Linked DNA regions of Homo sapiens: regions 1, 2, 4, 5, 6 and 7 are each linked to region 3. Evidence: chromatin contacts called from ENCODE Hi-C or POLR2A ChIA-PET data. All regions are on one chromosome and are shown on one strand. The core of a region is the stretch at or near the end of the contact, and the rest is flanking DNA. Distances in the headings are between cores, read along the strand shown. Region 1 holds the start of FTCDNL1 (formiminotransferase cyclodeaminase N-terminal like). Region 2 holds the start of SLC39A10 (solute carrier family 39 member 10). Region 3 holds the start of MARS2 (methionyl-tRNA synthetase 2, mitochondrial). Region 4 holds the start of TYW5 (tRNA-yW synthesizing protein 5). Region 5 overlaps SPATS2L (spermatogenesis associated serine rich 2 like). Region 6 holds the start of C2orf69 (chromosome 2 open reading frame 69). Region 7 holds the start of SGO2 (shugoshin 2).

Region 1 (4,254 bases), core at 591-3,090, 2.1 Mb before region 3:
AACTTTCCATTCTTGAAGAGAACAAAATAATACTTTCAATCGTATCGCTAAACTTCTCATGGGACAGGTTGGTATGTGTCTCCTTGTATTTTCCAAAAATACATGCTTACCCTCCTCAGGCAGGGGCCGGATGCTGCCCCCCACAAAGAACACTGGGGCCCTGCTTTCTCTCCATTTGGGTTTGAAGTGAGTAGAGTGGAGAAAGGGATGCTTTCAGAAATGTTATCTTACTTAATGCCCCCATAGCCTGTAGCTCCGTAAGGAACAGTCTCTCGGGAGAAAGAGAGGATTAGGAGCTGTGGGGGGAAAAGCTTTCCTTCTGGCAGTTTCTACAGCTAGAACCATGAAGCCCCCAGGTGTCACACTGTTTTCTCTGGAGAAATATTATAAGATTAGATGTAATGTTATTACGCTGTCTCATTTGGCAAGTAGTATCATTATCCGATTGTTTGGAAAGGTGAAATACAGGGGATTCTGGTTCTTTGCCCTACCATGGAAGGAACATTTGGACACCACATTACTTTTTTTGGAAAACGGAAGCTAAAGCTAGAGGCCAAAAAAGCTCTCAAAAGAGAAGATGAAGAAAGTTAGGAATATTGGTCTGATTAAAAAGCTCTCAAAATTATCTAGTGAATGCTGACATTAGATAGGTATTGGTCTTTAGGTAATAACATGGGTATGTATCTACTTTATGCACTTCTATGCAGATTTAGTAGAAAAAAATACCTAAATATATATTTAATTCCATAGGATCCCAGTGCATTTTGAGGATTTAAACAGATAAGCCAACCTCAAAGGGACTGATTCTTGCAACTAAAACACAGACACCTCTGGGGTGAAATGTGGCAACAGTTTGACAGGCATAGCAGTAGCTTAGGCCAGAAAGGATTTATCCAATTAAAATTATGGGATGAATTTTGGCTGGCAGAATGTAATTACCAGCCTTGGAATGGATCCAGGATCCTGAGGTTAACACCCCTCCTCTTGCCAACAACCCTCCTACCTGCCAACACTCCGAGATGGAGAAGGCTGGATCTGACATAATCGCACATAATACTGTTGTGACATCTAAGTACAATGATGATGATGTGAGAAGCATCATGAACCTGATTTTTTTTAACACTCATTATGTTACTTATTTTTATGCCACATTAGGCTAGAAACCAAATGTCCACATAAATGTTAATTTCCTCAAATCTGTGTTTAAAAATTATAATTAGAAAATAAAAAATAGATTTAAAAATTAATTTATTCCGTCAAAGTAGTTATTTAGTGATTATTTCACTACAGGAACAAAATTGGATCAAAATGGTGACATTTAATCCTTGCTACACGAAAAAAAAAAAAGCAGGTCCTGATTTTTTGGAAGCGAAATGTGTTTTCAAGGTTGAGTGGCCTAGAAAAAAAGGAAATGCGGAAGCCTGATTCATATTCGTTGTAACTTTGACTAAATGGGTATGCGCAAGGACTGCTTTTGTCCCGGGGTGGGTCCAGTTCACAGTCACGGGGGGCACTAATCCTCCAGGAGGGGATTTACCAGAAGGGTGTGTGTGAGTGCGTGTGTCCCTTCCAAGGAAACGAGAGAAGAGCCCCCTGCTGGTGCATGATCAATAGGCAAAGACCTGATCATTAGATGCCAATGCCCCTTTAAAGTCATTAATTGACTAGAGAATTGTGGAGGGTCTGGCGATACGGAAGAGCAAACGAAAAGGCAACACTGATAAAAATCTGAAGCGTTCAAGGACGCCAGGCACGTGGTGCCGGGTCAGGGAGGGAGAGGCAGAGCCAGCCCGGTCGGTGTGCGGCTGGGGTGGGGCGCGCTCCGGGCGTCCGGGAGGCGGAGCCGGCGGCAGACGCTGCGCGCGGGCCACGCGCGGCGGCGGAGGCTGCGCGCGGGCCACGCGCGGCGGCGACTTGGGCTGGGCGGTCGCCCTGCCCCACCGCCCTTCGGCGCTCGCAGGTCCGCTCCCCTCCCAAACCGCAGAGCGGCAGGCGCGGCCGCTGGTTCGAGAGCTCGGCCGGGGCAGCGCAGCCGCCGGCTGCCCCTCGCTCCCAGGCGCCACAACCCCGCGCCCTCGCCGCTGCTGCGTCCCGCGAGACCTGTGGGGAGGCCGGGAGTCACTTCGGGTTCCCTTTCAGCCCACGTGGTCCTGGGACACTCCACCCAGGAACCTAGTCGGCACCGCGCAGGGAATCCCAGCAGCGGGGTTCTGGCCCCAGCACGCGTTGCGGCAGCCTGGCGAGCGTCCTTGCGGCCTCCAAGTGCCGGTGGGGTGCGTGCGCAGGGGGCAGGTGAACTGCTGCACTTTGCACTTGCTAGGCTAGGTTCTCCGCGGGTGGGGAGGCGCGGGGGCGGGGGACGGCCGAGTGTTTAATCTATCACCAGAGGTCATCCAATGGTAATTGAAGGATGAGCTGGGAGGACTAGGATCTCCCTGTCCCAAACACAGAGTGTTTTGGGGGGCTTGCGTTTGGGTCACTTTCTGAGCCTGGTACTGCCGCTCATTTCAGCTTCGCTGTGAAGGTGAATTTTTCTAACACCATCTTTGTGTGATTTAGCTGTCCACAGGGAATCAAAATGTGGAATGAGAGGATGAAACTAATCCTTTCTTTTGCACTGTTAGGGGTTGCCATAAACACCATTTGTTAAAAAGCATAATTATGTTGGGAAAGTGCCTGATGAGACAATTAAGCTGCATAAACACACTGAAAACAAATGAAAACCAGAAGACGCCCACACCCCTTGTGTAAAGCAATTTTTTGTTTACATAGAAACGAGAGGTCTGGGTTGCTTTATTACAACAATGTTATTAATATCTAGAAAAACCTAATGACAGAATTTTTATGAATTTTCAGTGATGAGATGATGGACATGATATGAAAACCTGCCTGCAAACCTGAGCTAGCTACGAAGCCTGAGCTCTCTCTAGGTTAAGATGATTAGGCCAACGAATGATCCTGGCGAACAAGCCAGTGGATTTATTGAGGGAGAGCACCATTATTTGCACCAGAGCACTTTTAGCTTAAACTCTAAAGTTTAACGCGTGTCTCAGAGTTAGACCACTGTGGTTGGTATCCCTCACACAGGGAACAGTGGTTGGTATCCCTCACACAGGGAACATTACCTGTCAGAAAAAGACCCTCATTAAATATTTGTTGAATGAATTCATGAGGGCCTCATCTATTTTTAGTTATGGTATTTAAAAGAGACCAAAGTTATGAGGTCCTGAACTTGAAGAGGGAAATTATTTTCTTATTATTTTAAGATGTTTTAATTCCTTTAGATCATGAATATCATTTGAAGTATGGAAAGATGTGTCAAAAATGCTATTCTAGAGTACTAAAAAGTATCAAAGCAACCTCCAAAACCTGTATAATTAATTTTCAACAAAAATCACATTTTTGATATTATTGAATAATATGTATCAGAATATGTATCATCTTTCAAGTTACAGAATTTTGTAAAAAGACTTTAAACTGATTTAGAAACTTTGGTGGAACAAGGAGGAACTTAGACAATTGTCATGTAAACCATCCAAATGGCTTCCTTATTTATTTGTATAATGTCCATGGCATGGCCTGTAGACACTTTCATTTTTGCTGCAAGAATTTCTTTTATAAGAATCCACATATTAAATAATCTTCCTCATTTTCTTTTTCTGCATTTCCCCACTAAGTCTAGTTTAACAACAAAAAAAACATACCTGTTTGTAAAATAGTACAGACCTTGAAAACAGGGATAAGGCTAAGGAAAACTATGCTTAAAATGGGATAACATACTTTAATGAAAAACTTTCACTTACATGATGAAATTCACGCTGAGGACCCTGCCAGGTATTTTCCAGTGTCGTTACAAGGTTTATATGTATGTGACCATGTACACATGGTTTCTTATTTTAGTCAATCTGGAGATTTTATGCTTTAGAATTTTTCTAGGAATGAAATAGTAAAGTGCTCATATTATGACTGCTTCGTTTCCAAAAAGTTATGATTTTTTTATAGTTAAAACATGAAAATATGAATCAACTCTAGAGACACATAAAAATTTTTCTCCTATTCCAGAAAAATCATGTCTTCTTCCAGAGTGGGGCTCCGTTTGGCTGCCTGTTTACTAAACGTTTCAGAAGCCGGAAGAAAATACATTGTTGAGAACATAGCAAAAGCAGCTCTTCTTGACAAAAATGGTAGGAAAAACAGACAATTGAAGCTGAATATTATAGTGTTTTGATAATTTAGTAATTTTTGTACTGTGCA
Region 2 (4,201 bases), core at 1,055-3,554, 2.0 Mb after region 3:
TAATCAGAAGGAAATGATCATCCCAGATGCTGAATTTTCCTTGCTATAATACTACATCCTATCTTCTCCAAAAATCACTTTTGAAAAAGGCACACCCCCTAGATTAGTACTTGCATACGACACTTGAGGCCTACTCAAAGTACTTCAAATCAGGTGCTCAAAAAAAGGGAAGGACCGTGTTAGCTTTTAAGCAGTTAGAATTTAAATTGGTAACAGTAAGAACTAGTATAGGTTATCATGCAATCTATTATTGATGTCATTTCCTATGAGGTCTTCCCCAACCACTTTTTTTAAAGTAGCACCAAAGTCATTCTTGCACAGGGGTTCTTATCCAGGCGTCTATGTACGGAACGCAGAATGTTTGTAAATATGGACAGGTAAAAAAAGAAAAAGATTTATCTTAACCTCTGACATTTACTTATCTCTTCAGTTACGAATGCAGGCAAAAATTACAGCGATGTGAAATACCTGATAGCAATTTTAGATTAAATTTAAGCCAAATTCTTTAAAGATCATTTACAGTCCTCACTAATGCTTTACTAAAATATAGATGTCATATTTAATATCTTCATTATTTCATAACTGGTTTCTGTTGCAATTCTATGTATTTCATACATTTAAAACCATCATTCTGTGGTTCATCACATAAAAAAGTTAAAAATCCATACCAGCACATCATTGTTTTATTTTCTTCACAGCACTTATCACTGATATTATATGTTTCCAGTAAGGAGCCACTGGAGTAACCAGTGTCTGCAGAATGTGCGTTGTCTGGCATGGATCCAAGATCTAGAAAAAGTAACTGACTCATATTAAGGTACTCAAATATTTGTACAATAGAGTCCTAATACAAAACAATACACAGGAGTCTTGACTTGAGGCTTTCAATTGCATACTAAGTTAGAAGGAACTAAGTTCTACATCTCCAGCTTTTCCATTACTTGCTTTTTCTTAATTATGTACAATTTAGATACACATCCAAAAAGAAAACAAATACAAACCTATTCTAGTTTTGCTCCAAGAATGACTCAGTTCCAATGTAAAATTAGAGGACTTAACAGCAAAAGGCATAAATAAAAGTTTCTTTTAAAAAACAGTATAACCTACCATACTTTTTGTTTTTTTCTAACATGTGTTTTGTGTCACTGTTACTTAGAATAGGTACTCGAGTGAACGACCCTTCCAACGGAGGGCTTCAGGTTCTGCAGTGATATTTCTTCCTCGTGCCAGATCCTTAGTACAGCCCATGTGGACAGGCTCCCACGTGAACATTTCTTTACAGAAGCCACAGGAAGACCTTGAACGTCATGTTGCTCGCGCCCTGGCAAGGCCCCCGCCCTTCTTAGCTGGGGCGTTCGAGGGACCCCAGGAGAGGCAAGGAGTTCAGCAGATTCCCAGACCCGGAGAGGCGGTGCGCGAAGGTTCCTCTACGCGATCCCCCTGCCGCGCCCCACATCGCTCTCCACCTAAGGGCTTTCCGGAACAAAGCCGTGCGGCCGCGCCACCTCCGGCCCACCCGGCCTGTCCCACCGACCCGGCCCCACCCTCACCCTCAGCTCCAGGGACCCCCAGCAGGCCGAGATCTTCACACCCCCGCGCTCCGCCTCGGCTTTTCGGTTGGTCCGGGAGAAAACTAGTAGGAGCAGAGGCGCCGCCGTCCGTTAGCCTCGGTCCGGAACAGCGGTGCCGAGGCTCCATCCCGGGGTCCCCTCGCCCCATTACAGACCAGAGAGAAGGACTGGAGAAGAAAAAACCGGGGCGCTGGTCGCCAAGCCCCCGAAGACCTGCCTACAGATCCCCAAAGCCTCGCCCGCCCGCGCCTGCGACGCCATCCGCGGCCGGCGCGCAGCCCCCTAACCGCCGCCACCCGCCCAGCGGTCACTCCCCCACCCCGGGCGCGGCCCGCGAGGCTCCGCCAACCTCCACAGGAAGGTGAGGGGGGCGCGAGGCTCCGCACGCGAAGTGGATGCCGCCGGCTCCCGATCCCGCGGCCCGCAGCAGCCCAGACCGCACACGAGGAGCCGCGGCGCCCAACACTCTGCCCACCACGCGCTCTGCTTCGGCTGGCCGCCGCCGACTGCAGCAGCTGCGGGAACCCCAGCGCCCGCATCCCCGAGGGAACCAGCCCCGACTCCCCGGTTCTGTTCTCCCTTTCTACCCCCACGCCGTCCCGGGACTCGCAGTCTCCGCCGCGCACGGGGCCGGTTCTGGGGGAGGGAATGTAAACAAATCGGGGTTTTATAGTTACCTCACACTCGAGTGCCGTGTGCATCTCCTCTCCGCTCGGTACCAAACCCCGGCTGCACCAAATCGTGTATTCACCAAAGCAGACTGCGCTAACTGCGTCGCAGAAACCGGCGCGTCTGACACCCTGCTACGCTTGCGGCGTACAAGGTCCACTCAGCTCCCTGCGCAGCCGCACCCCGTCCGCCTATGGGTGCTACGCTATGGGCGTACACGCGCCACCTAGCTATTCACTTCGGATAACGCCAGTTGCGTAAAGGAGTCGCACTACTCACGGATTCCACATGGATCGTCCGAGGAATAGGAAATTCAAGTCTACGCAAACTGCGGAGTTCCGTGGCTCCGCGCTAGTTTTGTTCCAAGAAAGAACGCCGCGGGGGAGTTGGGGCGGCTTCTTAACGCATGCGTGGAGCGCCCTTTATCATTCGCCTTTTCTCCTGGCTTTCGAACGTCGGTTGCTGAGGCCTTGGGCAAGGCGAATGAGTAATGGAAGCTCTAAACCCAAACGCTTTAGCCAAAAAGCTTCAGAGTGATCAACTGGAATGTTCATCTGTATACGAGTTAAACATCTACGTTAAGTTAACCCCGCCCCCTTTGTTAAAGTAACCTTTTCAGTCTCTTAGGGCAACAGCGAACTTTATTTAGTGCTAAGTGCGAGGTGTTTTGCCTAGCTCCCCTTCCCACCCATTTAATTCTAAAGCACACTTACTGCGGGTCTTCCAAACCTAAAAGAAAAAGTTGAGTCCTGAGAACATGTCACACATGTAGAGAAATTCTCGAGGCTTTTGGCAACTTTCCAAGGTCTTCACTCCTCTACTCCTCAACTGATCGACTATTTCTTAACACTCTATGACAAAAAAATCCCGATCCAGCCAAGCAGTTCCATGGACTTGTGCCTACACCGTGCTCATTCTTGCCCTTTGCTCACGCCATACATCCCATCTAAATTGTCTCCTCCCCTCTTAAGCAACCACCAACCCACATTTTCTTAAAAGGTGACTCTGGACGTCTTATTTTTGCTTCATTACTCTGCTTCCTGGCTCTTACTTAATCCACATGTTGAGGCGTATCTGCATTCCGCCTGGGGTGCCTGTGTTTCTATATCCAACCAGAATCTACTTAACACAGCGAGTTCTGGGGGTGCCTTACTGGTGTCTAGTAGAGAAAATAAAACCATGAACAGCAGTAATCGCAGGCTTGACTGTGTGTCAAGTACTCCACATATATATTAATTTAATCACCATAACACGGTGAGGTAGGAAACTGAGGCACACAAGACTTTAACTTGCCTGGTATCACAGAGCAGGTAGAGAAAAGAGTTGGGATTTCCAAACCCATTCAGTATGGACGGCTAGGTAGTCCCGCTAACCTGCATATTATACCTTCATGAAAGAAGGTTATTTTTTGTTTTGTATCTCTACAAAAAACATCCAAAACAACGAAAATGGTGCTTGATAAATGCCTACTGATTGCCATACGTAGTTCAGAACACTGAACTACTCATATGCCCTTTTCCTTGTTTGGAAAGCCAGAGCATGGACCTCACTCCTGCTTACAAAGGGAGAAGTCCTGAGGTGTGGAGAAAAGAGATTAAGCCTGAGTCCTAGTTTCAAGTCTCACCATTGCCACTAAATGTGAGACAATAGCTGTGGTCCTCAGATTCATTGATAAATTAAGGGGATCGTTTTAAATATATTCTAAGGTTCATCCTAGAACTAAAGTCCTTAGAGTTCATAAAATCATGATAGTACATCCTTTGTGTGCAAAGCATAAGAAGCTTCCAAATTAGCTTGATATTTTATGGCTCATACTTATTTTATTGAACACATTATTATCAACACCCTTAAAACATACATAACCTTTCTTTCAAATATCAATAAGATATAGCGCTTGCAGTCCTTACATTTTAGGGCACCTACACTGCTTTTTTAGTTATGGATATACAAGGCTAATGTTC
Region 3 (4,105 bases), core at 1,158-3,657:
TACACAACCCAACTGTTGGACTATTAACAAAGCAGGGAGACTTAGTTGTAGGAATTTAAATGGGGATACACATGGGCAAAAATCATCTGGTCTAGGACACTGGTTCAAGGGTTTAATAAAATACTCTCTTTTTATCAGGAAACCCAACATGTGTAACAAAGTAGGATCCCCCTGTAAAACCACCAGTAAGGGGCCTCCAACCCTGACCCTCAAAGAAAGGAGTCACTAATTAGCCTGAGAAGCAGAGGCCAGGCCAATGAAAAACCAGCCACGAGAGGTAGTTTGGGCAAATAACTGTGGTTTGGAAGGAGGCACAAAGAAGGAACAGCATTAGCAACACTGTCTCTTACCCATCTTTCCCCTGAAGACATCTTAGACACACAATGCACAAAGGACAGTGATCAATGGTCACAGAGAAATGAATAGGAGCAGGCACCTGAAAGGCTACAAACCTCTTTTCACAGGGACACAGCTTATGTGCTCATTTGATTCCACACTTAAGAAAATACTAGTATAACTTTCCTGAAAATAAAAAATAAAAAGATAACACATTTGCTTTTTTACCACAAGCCGGTAAGAACTGAGTTTCTAGGTCCGGTGGGCTTTCACCAGCCAAGTCCTGGACTGGTCTAGTCTTGGAAACAAAAGCCCAGTTTCAGGTCCCAGCCTCCTCCCTTCAAAAGGGCATGGATGTCCATAGAATCGAGGCAAGAAATAGAGCTCTCCAAGACTCCTCTCTGAGGCAGAGACCCCCAGCCTAGACAGCAGCTTGTCAGCTAGGCTTGGGGTGACAGGCTGCAGCAAAGTCCCAAAGACTCGCAAACATTCCAAGGCCACATGAAGCACAGTACCCAGCCAGGGAGCATCCACTGGGCTCTCCCAGTTCAGCTTCCATGGTGCATGCCTTTGGACAAAACCATTAGTTTGCCGGACACAGCTGGACACGGCCTCCAGAGCCTTATATATCCGAAAGTTATCATAGTGGTCTGCTACCTGCTTTGGCAAAGTGGCCACTGCGCTCACCAGAGCATAATCCTCTGCCTGAGCACGAACTGACGGCCCCACCAACCCTGGCTCACTAGGGAAGCAGGTAGTGCAGAAGGCTGGGTAGGTCTCAGAAGGATTTATTCTTTTGGCAGTGCATCGGTTCAAGAGACCTCCCAAGGCATCTGCCAGCTCGGAGTTCAGCAACTTAACCACCTTTTCATCATAGTAGTCACAGTCCCAGTTGGGGACGCCCTGCCGAAGGAGAAAGTAGCGGAAGCCATCCACGGTATAGCGGTTAAGGCAAGTCCTAGGATCCACCACGTTGCCCAAGCTCTTGGACATCTTTTGGCCACAGACTGTCCAGTGGGAATGGACACAGATGCGCTGTGGCGGGCTCATGCCGGCCCCTAACAGGAAGGCAGGCCAATAGATGGCATGGAATTTGAGAATGTCCTTACCTATGATATGAGAGGTGGCCGGCCACCAAGATTTGAACTCAGCATTTGGGTAGCCAATTACAGTGAGGTAGTTGACCAGGGCATCCAGCCATACATAGATGGTCTGCGAATCATCCCCGGGCACCGGAATGCCCCAGTGCAAGTGGCTACTTCTGCGAGACACGGACAGGTCGGGCAGCTCCTCGTCCAGCCACTGAAGAACTACGTGATGAAATGGTTCGGGGGTGATCGCCTGAGGGTTGCCCCGCAGCCACCGCTGGAGTGGCTTCCGGAACTGGGAAAGCCTGAAAATGTAGTTTTCTTCCTTGGTCCAGGAGACTGGATGCCCGCTCTCGAGAGATACAGGAAACGAATCCCCCGATGGGCCCGGCTGCTGGGTGACCTTGGCCTCAGGCAGGAAGCACTCGTCGGAAGCGCAATACCAACCTTCATAGACGCCCTTGTAGAGCAGACCGCGGGACTTAAGCACCCCCCAGAAGTGCTGCACAGCCACCCGGTGCCGGGCCTCCGTGGTGCGGATGAAATCTGTGCAGGAGATACCGGCCTCCTGGAAAAGCTGCTGGAACTGCTCAGAGACTCGGTCGCACAGCTCGGTCGGGGCCAGGCCCGCGGTAGCTGCTGCCTGCTGAATCTTCAGCCCGTGCTCGTCGGTACCAGTGGAGAATCGCGTGGCGGCCGTGCTGGGACCTCGGAGGCGACGGTGGCGGCATAGGGCGTCCGCCAGTAGTGCCGAGTACAGGTGCCCGATGTGCGGCGCCGCGTTCACGTAGAAAATGGGTGTAGTGAAGTAGGCGCGCACATCACAAGCATCATCGCCGGCACTGAGGGAGCCCGAACTGTAGTAGCGTGGGCCGAAGTCCTCCAGGAGAGACAGCCTACTAGCCCCCGTGCGTCCTAGCAGGCGGAGGACGGACGTTCGCAGCATGGTGCAGACCGGCCGCAAGCGGAGGAGGCGGCGTTCTGACAGCACGTGTGAGAGGCGCATGCGCAGCCGGGTCGCGCCGCAGCTTCCGGCCGGAAAGCCAATGAAACGCGGCCCCGAGCGCCGGCCCTCACCGCCCTCCCCGCCCGGCCCCGCCCCGCCCGCGCCTGCGCCGTCCGCACGCCGAAAGCCGCGGCGCCAGAGGCCGCCAATGGACGGCGGCTTGCCAGAAAAACAGCTCAGAGTTGCCGGGTTTAGGAGAGGCTATGAAAGAAGACGAACCTCTTTGCCTTCGTATAACATACTGTGTTTCCTGCTTTGGATTGTAATTTTATATTTATGAATCTGTTTCCCCCTCTAGGCTGAGCTGCTTGTAGGCAAGAGTTTTATATTCAGCCGTTTGTCTAAACCCCGTCCGTGGCTGGCATACTGCAAGACAGAGTATTGCTCTGCACATGCCCTGTCGATATCTAAAATGTCACCTAAATTTTATCTCAGAGCCTAAATCAATCTGTAAGGGAGGGAGAGAGAAAAAAGATGAAAAATCATTACCTACAGCATTTTGAGAGAAGGATAAGAACTGAGAATGGAAGAGAAGTCTTTAAACAGTTTTTGTTGAATCAACAAAAGTAGATTTGTGATCTGCCAAGTTCTTGCCAAAGTTTATTGAGATCCAGGAAAGTAGAGTGCAATATGCTGTCACTGTGCATATAAAGAATAATTTTCAAATTTATTTCTCAAAAAGTTAATTTTTTTAATGGTCTTGAAGTTCTTTTAAAATAGTGTTTCTCAAGTTTGCTTTTAGTAATGGAACCTTAGAATTTTTTTTAGGGGAGGAAACCTCAGGAGCCCAGAATTGAATTAATGTTAATCCCTAGTTCATAACACACTCTCATCTTTGATCTTTTTTTTTTAATTTAATTTAAGTAGCATATACATTTAATAATAAAATGGAGCAGCTATGAACCTACAACCCAATCTAAGAACTACAAGTGGTTTCAGAGTGTGGTCCCCAGAGCAGCAGAACTGGCAGCACCTGGAACTTCGTTCGATATGTATATTCTTAGGCCCCATCCCCCACATACTGAACCAGAAAACTCTGAGGGTAGGGCCCAGTAATTTAGATTTTAAGGTGATTCTGATGCACATTAAAGTTTGAGAAACACTGAACTAGAAAATTACCAGTGATTTAGATCTGTGTGCTCCTTTTCTTCTCGTACTGTCCTCCCTGAGGTAGTCATTGTCCTGAATTTTGTTCTTGCACATTTGTGTGATCACATACAAAGTATGTCTAAGTAACATTGTTTAATTTTGCTTGCATTTAAATATTCTAAAAAGGATATAATACTACATGTAGTCTTCAACTTGCCTTTTTATTCAACATTTTGTTGCTATATTAATCCATGTTGTTGCATGTAACTGCATTCATATGTTCTTAATACATGTTGCATGTAATTCATTCATTTTGACTGCTGTATAATAACCTTTGACTGAACACATATGGTAACTTGGATCTGATTTCTCTAGTGATATGATGAAAGGTGGACCAATCGAATTCTGTATAAGAGATATAAAAAATAACTTTGGATACTCAGTTGATGTGCTCTTATTTAATCCAGCAGTTTAAGAATGACCTACAACCATCTGGTCTTCAACAAAGTTGATAAAAACAAGCAATGGGCAAAAGACTCCCTATTCAATAAATGGTGCTTGGATAACTAGCTAGCCATATACAGAT
Region 4 (4,076 bases), core at 184-2,683, 2.3 Mb before region 3:
ATAAGAATCTCTAAAGGCTAAATATTTTCTGTGTGCAGGGTGCTGTGCACTTAGCCACCAGGCAGTCTCAGCAAATCCTTTGAAAGGGTAAAATTGCTCATCTCCAGTTTAATCTTTACGGAGTATGGGGTGGTGTATTGGTCGGCTCTGTCTAATAGCTGGCAGGAAGTTCTGCTCTTCTACCCAAGGTGACATTACAGCACTTTGGAAATGTTATCTCAATTATTCTTCAATCTTACCCATTTATTAATGTATTCAGCAAACATTCATGGAGTGCCTACTATGTGCCAGGCATTGTCTTGCCCACTTTGTAAATTTGAAAATTATGTTCAGACAAGATGAGCCATATAGCTTTTTCTTTCTGAGACAGGGCCTGGCTCTGTATCCCAGGCTGGAGTGCAATGGCACGATCACAGCTCACTACAACGTCCAACTCCTGGGTTCAAGCGATCCTCCCCTTCAGCCTCCCAAGTAGCTGAGACTACAGGCGTGTACCACCATTCCCGGCCCAGAAGCTTACTTTAAGTCAAGCAATGGCTGGAAGGCTCTATGTCTGGGCCACTAATCACGTTTGATCACTTGTATCCCAGTGAAGAAAACTCACTGCTAAGCACTTCTGCGAGCAATAGTTGAACTCATTAGAGACGGATAGGTCAATCAGGGAAATAAACAAACCTGCTTCGCTCCCTCGGAGAACTCTGTGATGCTGAACTCTTTGTCGAAATAGGCCCAGATAAGGAAGGCCTTAATTCGAGTCCTAACCCAGTTGATGGGGTTGGAGAATCCCAGGACGATCATCTTGGTTTTCTGGTGCTGCTGGGGCTTCTCCTCCGTGCTGTAGCTGCGCTGAGGGCAGGCAGGGAAAGAAGCGAAGGCTGCGGGGAGTCCCGGGCTGCTGAGCACTGGCCACCGGGAGCCCTGGGCAGGTAGCGCCGAGGCTGCCAAGGCCCTAGCGCTTCGTGGAAATAACGCCGCTCCCAAGCCGAGGCGACAGCGGCAGAAGTAGCAAAGTGTGGCCGACGGCAGCCTCACCTCGGCCACAGCAGGAGTCCGGAGTCGGACGGCCCCGCAGGGCAGCGACCGAGAGTGCAGGAACTGGGGTAGCAAACGAGCGGCCAGCGCCATTTTTATGACCCTTCACACCGGTGCCTGCCGGTGCTGTATGGAAAGGAAGTCGGTGGGAAACCGCCTCAGCGGTGTCGGAGAAAGAGACTGGAGAGCAAAGTGGACCTGTTGCTGCAGCCTCTGGTGAGTCGGCCCCGTCCCCGCTCTCCAGCACGCAGCCCAGGCCGAGGCCCTTCGGCAACCCGCCCCGCGCTCGGACCCAGCCACTCTGGAGTCTGCCGGCCTCGCGGACCTTTTCTCTGTCGCTCGTGTTTCCGGGCGGATGGCGCTGAGGAACGCTTTAGAGCCGAAGTTCCGAAGACCTGGAAGAGGGCAGGCGTGAGCAACCATGGCCGGGCAGCACCTCCCGGTACCCCGGCTGGAGGGCGTTTCTCGGGAGCAGTTCATGCAGCACCTCTACCCACAGGTGAGGCCCTCGCGCGGGGCAGAACCTCGAGAAACCAGCGAGAGACACGTCTTTACCTTTCGGACAGCTGGGAACTGGTTTTTAGAGACCCAGGGTGTGGGAAAGAGGCGCAGGACGGCAGCAGATCACTGGTTGGCCCTTAGACCAAGGGAAAGGTGCACGGGGGACGCCGACTGGCTCCTCTATTGAAATTTCCGGAGAAAGTCCCATGTTTCTGGGGAGCAAGATGATGGCGGAGAGCTGAGTGCGAGAGGTATTTTGCCTAAACTCTTTACTCCGCATCTGTCAGTCTGCTCCGAATTAATGGATTTGAAGGCACAACTTTTCACTCCACTGAGCCAAAAAGGAAAGCAATGGGATTCCCCCGGAAAACTCCTACTCGTCTTGAATTCTAACTTACTTAGGTTCTAGTTCCGACATTGGAGTCTTTTATACCTGTAGTTAGAACCTTAGGTCTTTAAAAGAAAACTCATAGAGAAATATTAGGGAAACAAAAAGTGCTTTTACTTGCAGTGCTTTTCAAGGGAGTCCAGACCTAAGAAAAACAAGGTATTAAAAGGAAAAATCCACAGGATTACAGTAAGTCAGTTTATGGTAGGAAAAATACCCAGCAATTTTCTTACCTGATATTTACATTTATAAGGGTGGTCATAGAATTACAGTTCTGGGGCCGGGCGCGGTGGCTCACGCCTGTAATCCCAGCACTTTGCGAGGCCGAGGCGGACGGATCACCGGAGGTCAGGAGTTCAAGACCAGCCAGTAGAAATCCCATCTCTACTAAAAATACAAAATTAGCCGGGCATGGTGGTGGCCCATACCTGTAATCCCAGCTACTCGGGAGGCTGAGGCAGGAGAATCGCTTGAACCCGGGAGGCGGAGGTTGCAGTGAGCCGAGATCGCGCCACTGCACTCCAGCCTGGGCAACAAGAGCTAAACTCGGTCTCAAACAAACAAACAAAACTACAATTCTGAGTGTTACAAAAGTCGGATGGGCTGGGCGCCGTGGTTCATGCCAGTAATCCTAACATTTTGGGAGGCCCAGGTCGGTGGATCACTTGAGGTCAGGAGTTCAAGACCAGCCTGGCCAATATGGTGAATCCCCGTCTGTACAAAAAATACAAAAATTAGCCGGGCGTGGTGGCGCACGCCTGTATTCCCAGCTACTCTGGAGGCTGAGGTCGGAGGATCTGCTTGAGCCCGGGAGGTCGAGGCTGCAGTGATCCATGATCCTGCCACTGCTCCAGCATGGGCGAGAGGGTGAGACCCTAGCTTAAAAAAAAAAAAGGCGGGGTTGGGGGGATGCGGGAGGAATGAAGTTTTTCTTTTGATAGCAACCTACGGGAGAGGATTCAAGCCTTTATTAGTTTGGAGACTTGTACTAGATGGGTTGTTCTTGCTCTCCCTGTCCTTAGACACCCCCTATCTCAGAATGTGCTAGACGTAAGTTGCCTAAAGGGCAGTGTTGTGAAGATTAGGGTATGTGGAAGTGCTTTGTAAGAGTCATAGCAAAAGGTATTTTGTAATTTAATCTCTTCAGACAAGACATACAGCACAAAGCATCATTACATTTTAAAAAGTCGAAAATTACAAACAACTTTCTCTGGCCATGGGCAGTAAAACTAGAAATTAATAACAAAATTGGAAAAAAAGACCTTTCTATCTGGAAACACTAAAAAGTATGAGGGGGCATAGTGCTATGAGTTTTTTGTTAAACATTTTCTAATAACTCCATAATTAACACTGTATATTGTACAGGTACATGAATAGATAGACCAAGGGAATAGAATAGAAAGTGCAGAAATACCTATTCCTATGGAAATTTAGTGTATAATAAGCATGACATTTCAAAAATCAATAAGGCACAAAATGACTTTTTAAAAAATAGACTGTTTTTTCGAGGCTTTATAGGTTCACAGCACAATTGACCAAAGGTACAGAGATTTCTCATGTCCTTTCTGCCCTGACACATGGATAGCCTCCTCCATGATCAACATCCCCTCATTAGAGTGGTATATTTGTTACAATTGATAAACCTACATTGGCACATCATTTTCTTTTTCTTTTTTTTTGAAATGGAGTTTTGCTCTTATCGCCCAGGCTGGAGTACAGTGGCACAGTCTCGGCTCACGTTAACCTCTGCCTTCAGGGTTCAAGCGATTCTCCTGCCTCAGCCTCCTGAGTAGCCAGGACTACAGGCACCCGCCCCGACGTCCGGCTAATTTTTGTATTTTTTAGTAGAGGCGGAGTTTCGCCATGTTGGCCAGGCTGGTCTCAAACTCCTGACCTCAGGTGATCCGCCCATCTCAGCTTCCCAAAGTGCTGGGATTACAGGCGTGAGCCACCGCGCCCAGCCTGGCACATCATTTTCACCCAAAATTCATAGTTTATATTAGGGTATACTATTGATATTGTACATTCTATGGGTTTGGGCAAATTTATAATGAAATGAATCCACCATTATGGTATTATACAGAGGAGTTTCACTTAGAAAATGATAAAATTCGGTTTATATCTCACACTGTACACAAGAATAAACTCCAAGTGG
Region 5 (4,208 bases), core at 1,296-3,795, 2.7 Mb before region 3:
GAGAGGAGAGGGTGGCGGCCCGAAGCTAGGGGCCTGACTGCAGCCCTGCTAAGGAAATACGAACTCTCAGGGCTCTGTCTGTGTCCACAGGGTCATTTGTGTTCCATGCTTTTAAAACAGCTGCACTGGCAGAAGCAAATCCATTACTACAATACCACTTCTGCATAGAATGGATCGGAAACCAATGTCAGGTCACGATTTCCTGCCTTGTAGCTATCAGATGTGCTCAGTGCTTTCGTGACCAAATTCACAGCTTAAGGTACTTGTCTTCAAAGGACAACAAACAGTCATAACATAGAAAGAGCAAAGTTCAAATAAAGCCTTGGAGCTAATAAGGGAACAATCTAAAAATTACTAAACCTCTTTCCATACATGATTTCAGGTAATTGTATCAACATGAATAAAAGAAAGAATTCATATGATTTTAATTCCCTTTAGTTTATTCTAATGCAGTCACAGATAATAAAAACTCATTTTGATCATTTATTATATGCTCAGGATTCTAGGGGGTCATATTTACTATCTTAGTGAACTTTCCATTTCCAGCTGTAATACAAAATAGAAATTTGTCACCTGAAATATGCTGTAATGGGAAATTAATAAATAGTTTTAAAGTGCTTCAAATATACATGACTTTAACAGATTTAATACGTTACAAAAAGAATTCCTTCCTTTTAAAAAGACTGCTTCTGATAAATTCCACTTTGCCTTTCTCTCTTCCAAAGTTCCAAATACAATGCCTTTGACAAGCTAAGTGTTCAATGAAGACACATGGAAAGAAAGGAATAAATGTCCTCTCATTTTATTCTTCCTGTCTTGCTTGCAATGAATTTTTAATAATTTTTTCTCCAGTTTTTAACCCCTCATACTAAGTTATCACTTTAAATGCCACCCTTTTAAAACCAGCACTGTCAGGCTGGGCACAGTCACTCATGCCTGTAATCCCAGCACTTTGGGAGGCTGAGGTGGGAGGATCCTTCGAGTCCAGGAGTTCGAGAGCAGCCTGGGCAACACGGTGAAACCCTGTCTCTACTAAAAGTACTAAAATTAGCCAGGTGTGGTTGCATGTGCCTGTAGTCCCAGCTACTAGGGAAGCTGAAGTGGGAGGATCACTTGAGCCCGGGAGGTGGAGGCTGCAGTGAGCTGTGATCATGCCACTGGCACTCCAGCCTGGATGACAGAGTAAGACCCTATCTCAAAAAACAGAAAACCCAGCATTGTCCAATATTGTTCTAGCCACATCATTTCACACACCTTCCAATCCACTCTGCTCTTCCTCCCAGCATACCTCCAACCTTGCAATATCTTTTAGCCATTATCAGAGTCAAGGTCTAATCATAAGCACCCAAACCTTCTATATCATCCTTATTGGGCCTCATGTATCCCCTCTTTAACCTGGTAACTTGCCTACCATCTTTTACTGATTTTATTTCTTCTTACTGTAGAGCCTTATACCCAGGATAAAGTCACTAGACTATAGCTCTCTAGTTCCTCTCGATCAAAGCCTACACTTTTGTCCAAAAAAGAAAGACTGAAGTTAACCTTTTCTATGGAGTATGAAAAAAAAATTCATTTTCACCCAATGCTAAACACATTTAACCATTAGCCTCACTCCTATATACCCACGTAACTCCAGCACAGAGAGGGATTTTCATTGCTGTTGGCACCTACATGCACTTTACGGACGCTTCATAAACCACCTCATGGCCTGCCTTGGCCACACTCTTAGTTTGTAGCATAAAAGGATGGAGTGCAGACACACATCCTCTCTACTTTGCACGGAGCTCTAGCCTGCCCTATGGCTCAACTCACACTGGGGGAAGTTCAGAAAGTACCAGATGCTTCCAATGGTGTACAAGCATTAGCAATACATAGTTTAATCTCTTCCAAATCATTTTTCTAAAGATTGAATGAAACAAAACTTTTTTAGTACAGTGGCTCAAATAATGCACAGGCCTCTCAGCTAAATATAATACCATATATTATTTCCCTTTGGAAGACTTTCATAGTTATTCAATCTACCTAACACCAATTTTGAGGTGTAAATATATTAGGTTTTGATTACTTGTTTGGTGAAATAGGTCCATCTCTCACAGCTTTGGTTCCATTTATACCCATTCTTGGCCGATTCGTAGAGACAAATAATTAGGAATGTCTGTTTTATCTTACTAATGCTAACAATTTCATTATCTAACTGTGGAACATGTCCTTTGAGTGTGCTCCTCCTGGGCCAGACACTACATGTAGAGGGTGCCTGTGTGTGTGTGTCCCTGTGACAACTGAGACCCAATGCCTATTCTTGGTGGGGGTGTATATTGCCATGCACAGGGGGATCAAAACCAAGAGAAATAAGAATGTAACAAAATGGTCAACAAATCATTCTGAAATGACTACAACCATGTACATAAAGTGGCTTCTGGAGGGATGAGATGGCTTTAGTTTAGGTGAGCTTAATCAAAGAGGGCTTCAGAGAGGGAGTGCTCTTTTGCACTACTTTGAGGCAATACTGGCAATGATCGGAATGGCACTGCAGGTATGAGGAAGAGCGAAAGTGAAACTTCGCTTGCAGAAACAGTGACTAATGTGTAAAGCCAGAAATAAAACCTACCTGCTTAGCACACAAAAGTCAGTTAATAAATATTTACTGGGAGGCCACGATTTGTCTCTGCTAGATGCAATGTATTTAGTTAATTATGATGCAGTATAAATTTAAGATTGGCTCCTGCAGGGAGATAAGATTAGCAGGCAGTAAGCAATGAGATGACATCAGAAGGCAGTATTTGAGAAGGTGTCTATATGGTGTGGTTTACATTTGTTCTGTTCGTAATGCAGCTAGAGGTAATATCCTTGTTTCATTTTTCTTTTAGTAAATGGGAAAGTTCCTTCTCATCCTATCCCAGCCCAATTCTCCCTCCCACCCCACTGTCATTTTTGGTTACATGGTTCTGAATCTAGACCTTATGCATTTTCTCTATTATTCTTGAAATACTGAATTGAAAACAGGATCTTTTAAAATAACTTCAAATTGGTGCAAGCTGACTTTCAGTACTTTCAGTTTTGTAAAAATATATGCTTTAATCTAACAAATATTAAAGGACTCCAAAAAAATAAAATTATATAGGCGAGTTACACTTACCTCTAGGAAAGTAACTCATAAATTATATTTAAGATTCCTTTTGGTTTTATTTTTACCTGATTTTACATCCTGTGAGATGACTAACACCAAATATTACATAATTTACCAAACTCAGTCTGGAAAAAGAGATAACCAGACACTGAAAAGACACTCTTGTTTGTTTTACTAAATGCTTCTCTTAAAAATGCGAGGAGGTATTAGAAAAGAAAAATGTCTTCAAAACTTAATCTACATTTGTATCTATTTCTGAATGGCTACCAGCCAGTCTTTAAGTCTTGGTTTCATTTTTTGTTCCAAGCTTTCGAATGATACTTGACTAGACAGAATGCGACCCCTCTAGATGTTTCATACAGAACATAGGGTAAGGATGGAGGAAAGACTCTAATGGTCACAGTATTAGTCAGTTTTGTTCTTTTTTTTTTTTTTTTTTTTTTGTTAAGGCAGTCAAATTTAGCACAGGGGGATTATATGCCAACTTTAGTGACACTAATGTTAATAAGTTCTGGTAACCCACTACCATCAGACCAACGTAGTTAGTTTTTGAAGAATCCTAAAGCCATGCTGTATGGTGGGGAAAAATTAATTTAGCTTATGACAAAGCATTATCCTTCAAGCCTCTGAATAATCAGCCTCTTGCTTTACAAACACTTCTTGTGTCTGACAGCTCTGCCATGCCTTTAGCAATAGCTATCATTTACTGACCACAGTCATTCATTCATTCAGTATTCATTTTAGCACTTAGTGGGCACCTGCTCTGTGCCAGGTACCATCCTAGGTGCTGGGGATACAGCAGTGAACAAACCAAACAAAACCCTCTTTAGGCACCACACTGGATGATTCTATTTCACTGAGACCTCACAATGTATCTGCATGTAGGTATTATTATCTCCATTTTAGAGATGAGGGAACTAAGGCTTATATGTTAAGGCCCAGGTCCCAGAGCTAGTCAACAGCAAGGCTGGGACTGAAACCTCTCAAACTAACTCCGAAGCTGGTCCTCATTCCACTAGTCTGGTGCCATTGTTTTGGTTCAATACAAATTAAGGGAATATGTAGCTTAAAAATTATTTAG
Region 6 (3,950 bases), core at 234-2,733, 2.2 Mb before region 3:
CCAGCTACTCGGGAGGCTGAGGCACGAGAATCACTTGAGCCCGGGAGGCGGAGGTTGCAGTGAGTCGAGACTGCGCCACTGCACTCCAGCCTGGGCAACTAAGCAAGACTCCGTCTCAAAAAAACAAAAAAGAGAAACATACCTAGCTATAGTCTAGCTTTACCTGTCTAGAACTTTCTATGATGATGGATTATTTTCTATGATAATGCTATATATCTGTGCTGTCCAATACAGCACACGCAAGCCATCTGTAGCTACTGAGCACTTGAAATGCAGCTAATATGAATAACTGGATTTTTAGTTTTATTTAATTTTAATTAATTCAGATAGCCATATATGGCTAATGGCTACCATATTAGATAATGCAACGTTAGATTAAGACCCAGTTTTCAGGGCAACATAACCACGGATATTTACCTGCAGCTATAAAATAATAAACATAACATGCAAAAGCAAAAGTACAAAAGAGGTGAGCATCAAAACATTGACATGCTTAATAATTATTGTCCCTTTTCTTCCACCCATCCCCACTCTTTTTTAGGGTTACTGGATGTCATACCTTTGTAATGTTTGTTTGGTTTTTAATTACTGCCACCGTTTTCTAAACACTACGTGCTAACTTAATTTGAAAGCCATCGCTCTGTCCCCTGCCCAACACACACACACGGTCCTCTGAGAAACCAAATTATAGAATAAATATACAAGATGCGTGTCACTCCCTGTCTCAAATTCCGCCTCTTGGAAACCTGGACCGACAGCTGGCTCTTTCGAGATCGTAGCCCTCGTCGGACACCTTCCCCATGGGGTTCTATGGACAAAGGGCGCCAAGGGCGTGGAAGGCACGGTTTTGGATTTCGTGGAGTAGAGGAAGAGCCACCCTCAGTGAATGTGTGGGTGTGTTCAGGCAAGGAAAGGAACCAGGCAGCAGCCACGAGGGAAGAATCAGTGACCGCGTACGTATACACGAGAGGAAGGAACAGATACCCAGGCAGGCCCCGAGTTACCTGCACATCCCCAGGGAAATAGAGGACGTGATGCTGGGGCGGCGGCTGCGGCTCCTCCTTCGCTGGGTCCCCGGGGAGGTCCTGCCGCTCCAGTCCCTCCCCGGCCGCCGCCAACAGGAGCAATTCGTTGCTGCGCTGCGGATCGGCTCCAGGCACGGTGGAAAGCTGCAGGCACTGACGGCGGCGCACCTCGGCCGAGAGGGAGCATCGCGCGCCGCCGCTGCCGCCCGGGTTCATGGTTCTGGCCTGAGAGCAGGACGAGGCGTTTCCGATTCCGAGCTGCGGCAGCAGGAGCAGCAACGGCGGCGACCGCAGGAGCCTGAACCCCCACATGGGTCGCCGCCGCGAGAGCGGTTCGGAGGTGGAGGGTGGCGGAGGGGTTCCTGAGGGAGGGACTTCAGCAGGCGGCTCAGCCGGCGGCTCAACGGTCGGCGGCCGCGGCCCGGCCGGGAGCCGGCGCTGAGGCGACGACGTCAGAGGCCGACGTCCGCGCGCAGCGTGCGTAAGGAAAGGAAGGGAGGGGTGTGGGCGAAATCGGTCTTGGGATCCCGGAGAAGACGGTGGGCGTGGCTTGAGGAAGGGCGTTTGTGATTGGTGGGTTCTGCCGCGGCCGGGAAGTTCGAACAGAAGTCTGGGGAAGAGCCGGCGAAGAGCAAAGAGATAATACAGTACTCCCAGCTATAGCAAGCGGCAGTTATGGAGCATGCGCAGCAGCAGGGGCGGCCGCAGGTCGCCGTTCAATAATACGTAATGTATAGACTTTTGAGTATACGAAGCTCCCTGTTTCTCTAGGTTCACCTGAGATTTATCTGGTCTTTCAGGGCTTAAAAGGGAGACATTCCCAAAGAAGATTCCGTGGGAAGTCTCCTACAAGCCCCGAAGGAAGGGAATCTCTCTCCTCATACCTTGAGTTTCCTGAGTACAATTATTATAGATATACGAAGATCTCTGTGCTCATGGAGAATTTGTGGTTAGATATGAAGCTAATTCATCTCTGTTTGGGAACAGGGTACATGATCTAGGACAGGAAAAAAACGGGGCGAGGCAGTACGCTTTACTTGGTGTTTTGCTATTTGGAGGTTTTCAAAAACTAAACAGTGTAGGAAAGTCATGTGTGTCCAGCAACTATCTGTGGCCAGTTGAGTAGGAATAAGATTTGGCGAAATGTATGCTCAGGCCTGTACTCCCAGCACTGTGGGAGGCCGAGGCGGAGGATCACTTGAGTCCAGCAGTTTGAAACCAGCCTGGGCAACATAGGGAGGCCTTGTCTCTACTAAATTTTTTTTTTTAATTAGCCGGGCGTGGTGGTGCATGCCTATAGTCCAAGCTACTGGGAGGGCTGAGATGGGAGATTGGATCGCTTGAGCCCAGGAGTTGTATGCTGCAATGAGTTGTGATCCCACCACTGCACTCCAGCCTGGGCAACAGAAGCAGACCCTGTCTCAAAAAATAAACCAAAAACAAACAAAACAGGGAAATGTGTGCGAGCGAGGATGAGATCCAAGTACTTGTGAGACAAAGCACTGTAAAGAGAATAATTAATGAAAATTACAAAAAACTACAGCCAACATTTGTTGAGGGTTTACTATAGGCCAGAAATCTAAGCACTTTATATATAATTGTTCGGAGTTTATATATGTGTATTTAAGCACACATACTGTTTTCTTTGGTCTACATATGCAAATAATAACAAATGGCTTGGAGTAGGAACATAAATGAGCAAATGATAAAATATGATTTATATATATGTATAGACTTGGTGACTTAGTATGCTAACCTACTCTGGTCTAAATTGTTGCATTCCATCTGACATCAAAATATTGTTATCAATCAAAAATTATTCAATTAATTACTAAGGAAATCTGCCGCTTTCTAAAATAACTGGTTAAAAACAAGTAGAGGTTAGTTATACAATAATTAGTATATAATGACATTTAGGCAACCTGACGTCACTCTGTTTTGCCAATTGCAAACATGTTACTTTCCATTGTTAGATAGAGGATTGCTGAAATGTTATCTAAAAGTCCAAACATGTACATGAATTGCAAATGCAGCTTTTGATTTGTGGTCTTGTTTTTAGCTTGACCTTATAATGAAATCTATTTTTATTTTTAAGTTTATTTTTTTAAGACAAGATCTTGCTTTGTCACCCAGGCTGGAGTGCAGTGGCACAATCTCGGCTCACTGCAATCTCTGCCCCCCAGATTCAAGCGATTCACTTGCCTCAGCCTCCCTAGTAGCTGAGATCACAGGCATGTGCCACCACGCCCGGCTAATTTTTGTATTTTTTTAATAGAGACAGGGTTTCTCCATGTTGACCATGCTGGTTGCGAACTCCTTACTTCAGGTGATCTACCCGCCTCGGCCTCCCAAAGTGCTGGGATTACAGGCAGGAGCCACCATGCCCTGCCTTAATGAAATCTATTCTTATTGAAGAGAGTGGAGAATGTGTTTTATAAGGAAAATTGTAGCAAATATTAAATGCCACAAAGTTGTCTCAGTATCGCTAAGATAATTAAGGTCTTTGAGAAATACAAGTAAGAATTTAAAGAGTAGAGTAAAGAAACAGACTAAAGTAAGCACAAATGTTTCCTTACAGTCAAGGGATTTGTACAGCCCTGTAGGAGACACCTCCAGAGAAAGTAACAGCTCTCAATTGATTAGCTGAGGTATGTATGTCATTTATGGCAAGTCATTGCCGTTGCAATTCCTTCTCACAGGTCCCCTTGATATTACTGTAATACCTGTTTTCTGTCTCCATCCCCTCTGTCTTCTAGGAGACCGATTTTGTAAATCACTACTTTTCTAACAACACTGGCACAGATGGCCAAGCATTCTCCCTTTTCTCAGAGCTGGTTTTCCATCCCGGAAAGAGGTCTTACATATACAAAGTTACTCTAATCAGTTGTGTGAGTTTTCTCTTCTCTAACTGATAGGGTTCTGCAC
Region 7 (4,139 bases), core at 868-3,367, 2.8 Mb before region 3:
TAGCTACGTGAATGGTGTCCCTGCTTCCATTTTCTCCCCGACTATCTATTCTTAACCTAGCAACCACAATGATCCTTTTAAAGCTTAAGTAAATTCATGTTACTCCCATGTTAAAAAAAACTCTCCAGTAGCTTTCCATCTCACTCAATCTTTAAAATGGCCTAGAAAGTACTATACAATTTGACACTTCTCTTCCCCAATTAATCATCAGTGAACCTTTCTAATCCTTTTCATTAATCTTTCTCTTGCTCAATAATCTCTGGCCACACTGCCTACCTTGACATGCTCTAAAGCAGAAACTTTTATTCCTTCTTCCCTTTGTATCAACTCTTCCTTCAAATGACCACAGGGCTTGCTCACTTCCTTCGAGCATTTGCCAAAATGTCACTTTCTTAGTGAGCCTTCCCAGTCCAAACTACTTAAAAACTGCACACTTACCCCCATTCTCCCCTTCTGTTTTATTTTTCTCCGTTAACTTATCAATGTCTAAGATAAAATTAAATAGTTAACTTATTATCTGTTTTCTCCTACTAAATTGTAAGTTCAATGAGGGCATAAACTTTTGTCAAATTTGTTTGCTTCTGTACCTTAGTACAGAAATGTGCCTGCCACATAGCAGCTGCTGGATAAACATTTGTGGAAGAAGTGACTATGAATGAATGGAAGAACTTTCCAATAGAAAAACCGCCCACTCTTGGAATGGGTCTCCTTTGAAAGTGTTAAGCAGATGTTGGGAGGTGTCAAGCAAATAACGGAAAGATGGTTTTAGAAGAAATTTCTGCAATGGGGAATAAGTTGAACCAGAAACCTTTCAAGATTAAGGCTCAACAGTTCTTTTAAACGTTTTGCCAGGAAGAAACTTTAAAATCAAAGATCACTATCTATCTCAAAGACAGTAGAACACAGAAACTCCCCACAAACTGTTGCATCTCACACACCTGAAAGGGATCCTAACATAGAAATCTAGTTCATCTCCCAAAAAATCCAGTCTGGAATATCAAATCTCACTTTACTAATTAGGAAACCACAGCTGGACTGCCCTCCCCAATAAGCTGGTTCTGACACAATTCCTTAATTTAATAAACGACACTGTCAATCGCCTATTCAAATCCTCATGCCAGAAATCTGGGAGTGTTCCTTGACACTGCCCTGCAACCCCCTACATCAATGACCTCACCAAGGGAAACTTTAGGAGCCAGAACCAGGCATTTGGGGTACTGTTCCAGGGTGATTTACCATATAGACACTGAGACATTATGATAGTGATTACAACTGTGTTGGAGCTCCAGTTCCAACGTTTCATAGCTATGTGATCTCAACACCTCTTCGTCTCAATTTCCAGATTTATAAAACCATAAAAAATAAGGGCATCTCCTTGTAGGGACTAAATGAGCCAATGTATGTACAGTGTCTAGTACGGGACCTGGTAAACTATCAGCACTCAATACCAGCACTCTGTGACACTTGTCCGGCCAGCATCTCGACTATCTCTAAATACGAAATACTCAGTTCCACATCCAATTCTCCTGAATTGGATACCTCATCTAAAAAATCATTGTCCCTATTCTCTACTGAAATCCTACCTGTACATCAAGCAGCTCAAGTTCTAAGTTCCAAGTTCTCCCTAGTCTTCCATCACCCCTTCGCCTTCAGCCAGCCTCTCCAAACGAGAGGGCTCCTTCGAGAACTTTGGCACGCAGTCCCTAACATTCATTCCGCAGACACGTACTGAGCGCTCACAATGCCCTAGAAACTGTTCAAGGGAGTAGAGCAGTCCCAGAGACAGAAATATCTTCCCTTAAGTAGCTGACCTAACTGGTGGCTCTCCCCGCTCGCCCTGCCGGACGCTCAAATCTCAGAAACAAGAGGCAGCGACTCAAAGCCAAAACAGGACTCCGTCAACGAACCCCTCGTAGCCGGAGAGGGGCCGCCGTCCCGGATCCCGGAGGACAGAGGGCGGAAGACGAGCCGGAGACCGAGGCGGACAGCGCCTAGAGAACCGACTCAAGAACGACACCGATCCCGACAGGGAGAGGGCGGTCACGTCAACTGCCGCAGGCCACTAACTTACCTCTCTTTCAGCGTGGGGCACCCCCACCCAGCTCCGGGAGCTCGGCGAGCAGCAGCGGCTGCGGCTTGGGTTTAAACGCCACAGCCGTTGGCGGTTGCCCCATCAGCCAATCGGGTCCTGCGAAGATGGAGCAAGGGAGGGCGGTTACTAGGAAGTGAAAGGCGGAAAGGGCGGGACGCCGCTGCTAGGGCAGGAAGGGGCGTGCCCAGGCGAGCCGGGGGCGGCACAGTCTGCGTGACAGGGGTGCTCTTCCGCCCTGTGTTGGTGGCGGTCCGCTGTCTCCTGAAGCGTTGATGGAAAAGGAAACTCTCCTCTGACATTCATTATCAATCACATGTCTGAAAGGCTTGACAGCCACCTCAAGTCTGTTAGAAGGTTTATGTTGTTTACTGGGATACTACCCACCCACATCTTACCATTTCTTCTGCATCCTTGCATTTCCAAGTGTGACGCCAGCACATTTAGTTTTCACTTAAAAGCTCTCCCCGTTTTTCTTTTAACTTTCTGGGGGAAAAGCAGCAATGACATTTCGTTGCAAACCCCGGATCTCATTAATATTTAGGTCTTGCACTAATGGTCTGTTTTAGCTGAATATACAAGAATGACGTTTTCCATTATACACAACTACATTTTAAAAATGTATTATTCACCTTATATTCCATGTCAATTCGCTTATTTTTCGCAAATTACTTTCATAATTTTTACAAAGAATTTGGAGAAACTACAAAGAATAAAATTTCCTCTTTGTATGCCATTGGACTGAAAATGAAAATAGCTTGTTAAATCAAGGTTCCAATAATTGATGATACAGTAATGCAGTCAGCTTCATATTCTTGTCAATTTTTTGTTCATTCGAAGACATTTGAGAATTACAGCTTTCCATTTTTACTTTAAAGAATCTAGACAAATGATGCAAAACATGCTTTTGAGTTAAGATCTTTTAGTCTAATATAAATCACGATCAGTCTCCAAACAGATCTGGTTACATGAATCTTGTGTAAGTAGAAAAGTATTTACTGATTGTCCAGCTGCTAAAATTCCAGAAGACAGTGGTTTACAAAGTAATATACTGGTTATAGAAATTTATGCTTACCTAGGAGTTAACTAGCACTATATCTTGTTTACCCAGCCTGACACATTAAATGCTCAATGTATGTTATATGTTTTTTTAAATGAACCTTGTAGTGACTGTGCCATTTAATGGTTATTTAATCTTGGCCAAACTACTTAATCTCTCTGGGCTTCTGTTTCCTTATTTGTAAAATGGAGTTAAACAGCATCCCATATATTTTTATGATGGTTTCAATCAATGGGCCCTTTTGTTCAAATACATTAATATTGCTCTCTTCCCAATGGACACATTTTGTAGTTACAGCTTCAAAACCAAAACAAATAGAAAAGGGAGACAGGAAAATCAGAGGTAGAAGAGATGCTAAAACATTTATCAAGACATGAATACCAAGACCTCTTTAAAAAAAAAAGTGCTAGCCGGGCGCGGTGGCTCACGCCTGTAATGCCAGCACTTTGGAAGGCCGAGGCGGGCGGATCACGAGGTCAGGAGAGCGAGACCATCCTGGCTAACACAGTGAAACCCCGTCTCTGCTAAAAATACAAAAAATTAGCCGGGCGTGGTGGCGGGCGCCTGTAGTCCCAGCTACTCCGGAGGCTGAGGCAGGAGAATGGCGTGAACCCGGGAGGCGGAGCTTGCAGTGAGCCGAGATCGCGCCACCGCACTCCAGCCTGGGCGACAGAGCAAGACTCCGTCTCAAAAAAAAAAAAAAAAAAAAAAAAAAAAAAAGTGCTACCTTATCTCAGAGCAGTTGAAAGGATTTAACTGCTTTGTAAATTGTAAAACCTCTTGAAAATGTAAATTAGTATCATATACAACCATAAACCTAAAAGTATAATTAGTCGGGTTAAATTTAACGTGATCTCAGCTTGCTTTTTAGTTATTTGCCTTTTGCCTCTTGGTATAATGGATAGAGGCAGGAGCCCTGGATGAGAAGTCTGGAGATGCAGTTATTATAGTTGTGGCTGAGCCATTAGCTGTGTGTTCCTTGTTTCAAGT

The links. Hi-C counts contacts between places; a loop is a spot of excess contacts on that map. ChIA-PET counts read pairs that join two places held with the same protein, here RNA polymerase II (POLR2A). Pooled maps may share reads with other maps.
Region 1: a loop to region 3 is called in a map of naive thymus-derived CD4-positive, alpha-beta T cell, with 6 times the contacts of the local background. The contact joins the promoter of FTCDNL1 here to the promoter of MARS2 in region 3. A Hi-C loop is called at or near these places in 1 of 168 maps with a recorded cell type or tissue (naive thymus-derived CD4-positive, alpha-beta T cell), 1 of 37 single-sample maps with no recorded cell type and 6 of 50 pooled maps.
Region 2: a map of B cell shows a loop between it and region 3 (8-fold over the local background). The contact joins the promoter of SLC39A10 here to the promoter of MARS2 in region 3. A Hi-C loop is called at or near these places in 2 of 168 maps with a recorded cell type or tissue (B cell and CD8-positive, alpha-beta T cell), 1 of 37 single-sample maps with no recorded cell type and 9 of 50 pooled maps.
Region 4: a map of CD4-positive, alpha-beta T cell shows a loop between it and region 3 (5-fold over the local background). The contact joins the promoter of TYW5 here to the promoter of MARS2 in region 3. A Hi-C loop is called at or near these places in 1 of 168 maps with a recorded cell type or tissue (CD4-positive, alpha-beta T cell), 1 of 37 single-sample maps with no recorded cell type and 7 of 50 pooled maps.
Region 5: a loop to region 3 is called in a pooled map, with 4 times the contacts of the local background. The contact joins the enhancer-like site here to the promoter of MARS2 in region 3. A Hi-C loop is called at or near these places in 5 of 50 pooled maps. POLR2A ChIA-PET finds 5 or more read pairs at or near these places in 2 of 52 experiments (GM10248 and endothelial cell of umbilical vein).
Region 6: a map of CD8-positive, alpha-beta T cell shows a loop between it and region 3 (6-fold over the local background). The contact joins the promoter of C2orf69 here to the promoter of MARS2 in region 3. A Hi-C loop is called at or near these places in 2 of 168 maps with a recorded cell type or tissue (CD4-positive, alpha-beta memory T cell and CD8-positive, alpha-beta T cell), 3 of 37 single-sample maps with no recorded cell type and 16 of 50 pooled maps.
Region 7: a map of CD4-positive, alpha-beta T cell shows a loop between it and region 3 (6-fold over the local background). The contact joins the promoter of SGO2 here to the promoter of MARS2 in region 3. A Hi-C loop is called at or near these places in 3 of 168 maps with a recorded cell type or tissue (CD4-positive, alpha-beta T cell, CD4-positive, alpha-beta memory T cell and naive thymus-derived CD4-positive, alpha-beta T cell) and 11 of 50 pooled maps.

What each region holds. Positions count from the first base shown.
Region 1 is chr2:199,848,778-199,853,031 of GRCh38, reverse strand. FTCDNL1 (formiminotransferase cyclodeaminase N-terminal like) reads left to right here and starts at 1,840. Exons shown (of 5, transcript NM_001363886.2): 1 at 1,840-2,292; 2 at 4,063-4,184. The coding sequence starts at 4,070. RefSeq lists an enhancer at 1,374-1,948 and a silencer at 1,780-2,059.
Region 2 is chr2:195,655,329-195,659,529 of GRCh38, reverse strand. SLC39A10 (solute carrier family 39 member 10) reads right to left here and starts at 2,304. Exons shown (of 10, transcript NM_020342.3): 1 at 2,249-2,304. RefSeq lists silencers at 1,536-1,635, 1,836-1,955, 1,986-2,035.
Region 3 is chr2:197,703,671-197,707,775 of GRCh38, reverse strand. MARS2 (methionyl-tRNA synthetase 2, mitochondrial) reads right to left here and starts at 2,407. Exons shown (of 1, transcript NM_138395.4): 1 at 1-2,407. The coding sequence starts at 2,370. The coding sequence ends at 589. RefSeq lists enhancers at 2,004-2,123, 2,164-2,213 and a silencer at 2,354-2,593.
Region 4 is chr2:199,952,848-199,956,923 of GRCh38, reverse strand. TYW5 (tRNA-yW synthesizing protein 5) reads left to right here and starts at 1,433. Exons shown (of 8, transcript NM_001039693.3): 1 at 1,433-1,531. The coding sequence starts at 1,454. It overlaps MAIP1 (matrix AAA peptidase interacting protein 1), which reads right to left and starts at 1,342. Exons shown (of 5, transcript NM_001394955.1): 1 at 676-1,342. The coding sequence starts at 1,125. RefSeq lists enhancers at 910-1,009, 1,030-1,189, 1,360-1,479, 590-1,789.
Region 5 is chr2:200,372,633-200,376,840 of GRCh38, reverse strand. All of the region lies in intron 2 of SPATS2L (spermatogenesis associated serine rich 2 like), which reads right to left. It also overlaps the pseudogene RNY4P34. Among named protein-coding and RNA genes, the nearest start is that of SPATS2L, 68 kb to the right of the region's middle. RefSeq lists an enhancer at 2,664-2,713. Within about 2 kb of position 2,545, at least 3 of the 41 ENCODE cell types and tissues checked have a DNase peak (open chromatin) inside an H3K27ac peak, as active enhancers do.
Region 6 is chr2:199,908,826-199,912,775 of GRCh38, reverse strand. C2orf69 (chromosome 2 open reading frame 69) reads right to left here and starts at 1,483. Exons shown (of 2, transcript NM_153689.6): 1 at 1,005-1,483. The coding sequence starts at 1,337. It overlaps LOC101927687 (a long non-coding RNA gene), which reads left to right and starts at 1,630. Exons shown (of 4, transcript XR_923766.4): 1 at 1,630-1,751; 2 at 3,604-3,673. RefSeq lists an enhancer at 1,162-1,351.
Region 7 is chr2:200,524,185-200,528,323 of GRCh38, reverse strand. SGO2 (shugoshin 2) reads right to left here and starts at 2,117. Exons shown (of 9, transcript NM_152524.6): 1 at 2,072-2,117. RefSeq lists a silencer at 2,199-2,248.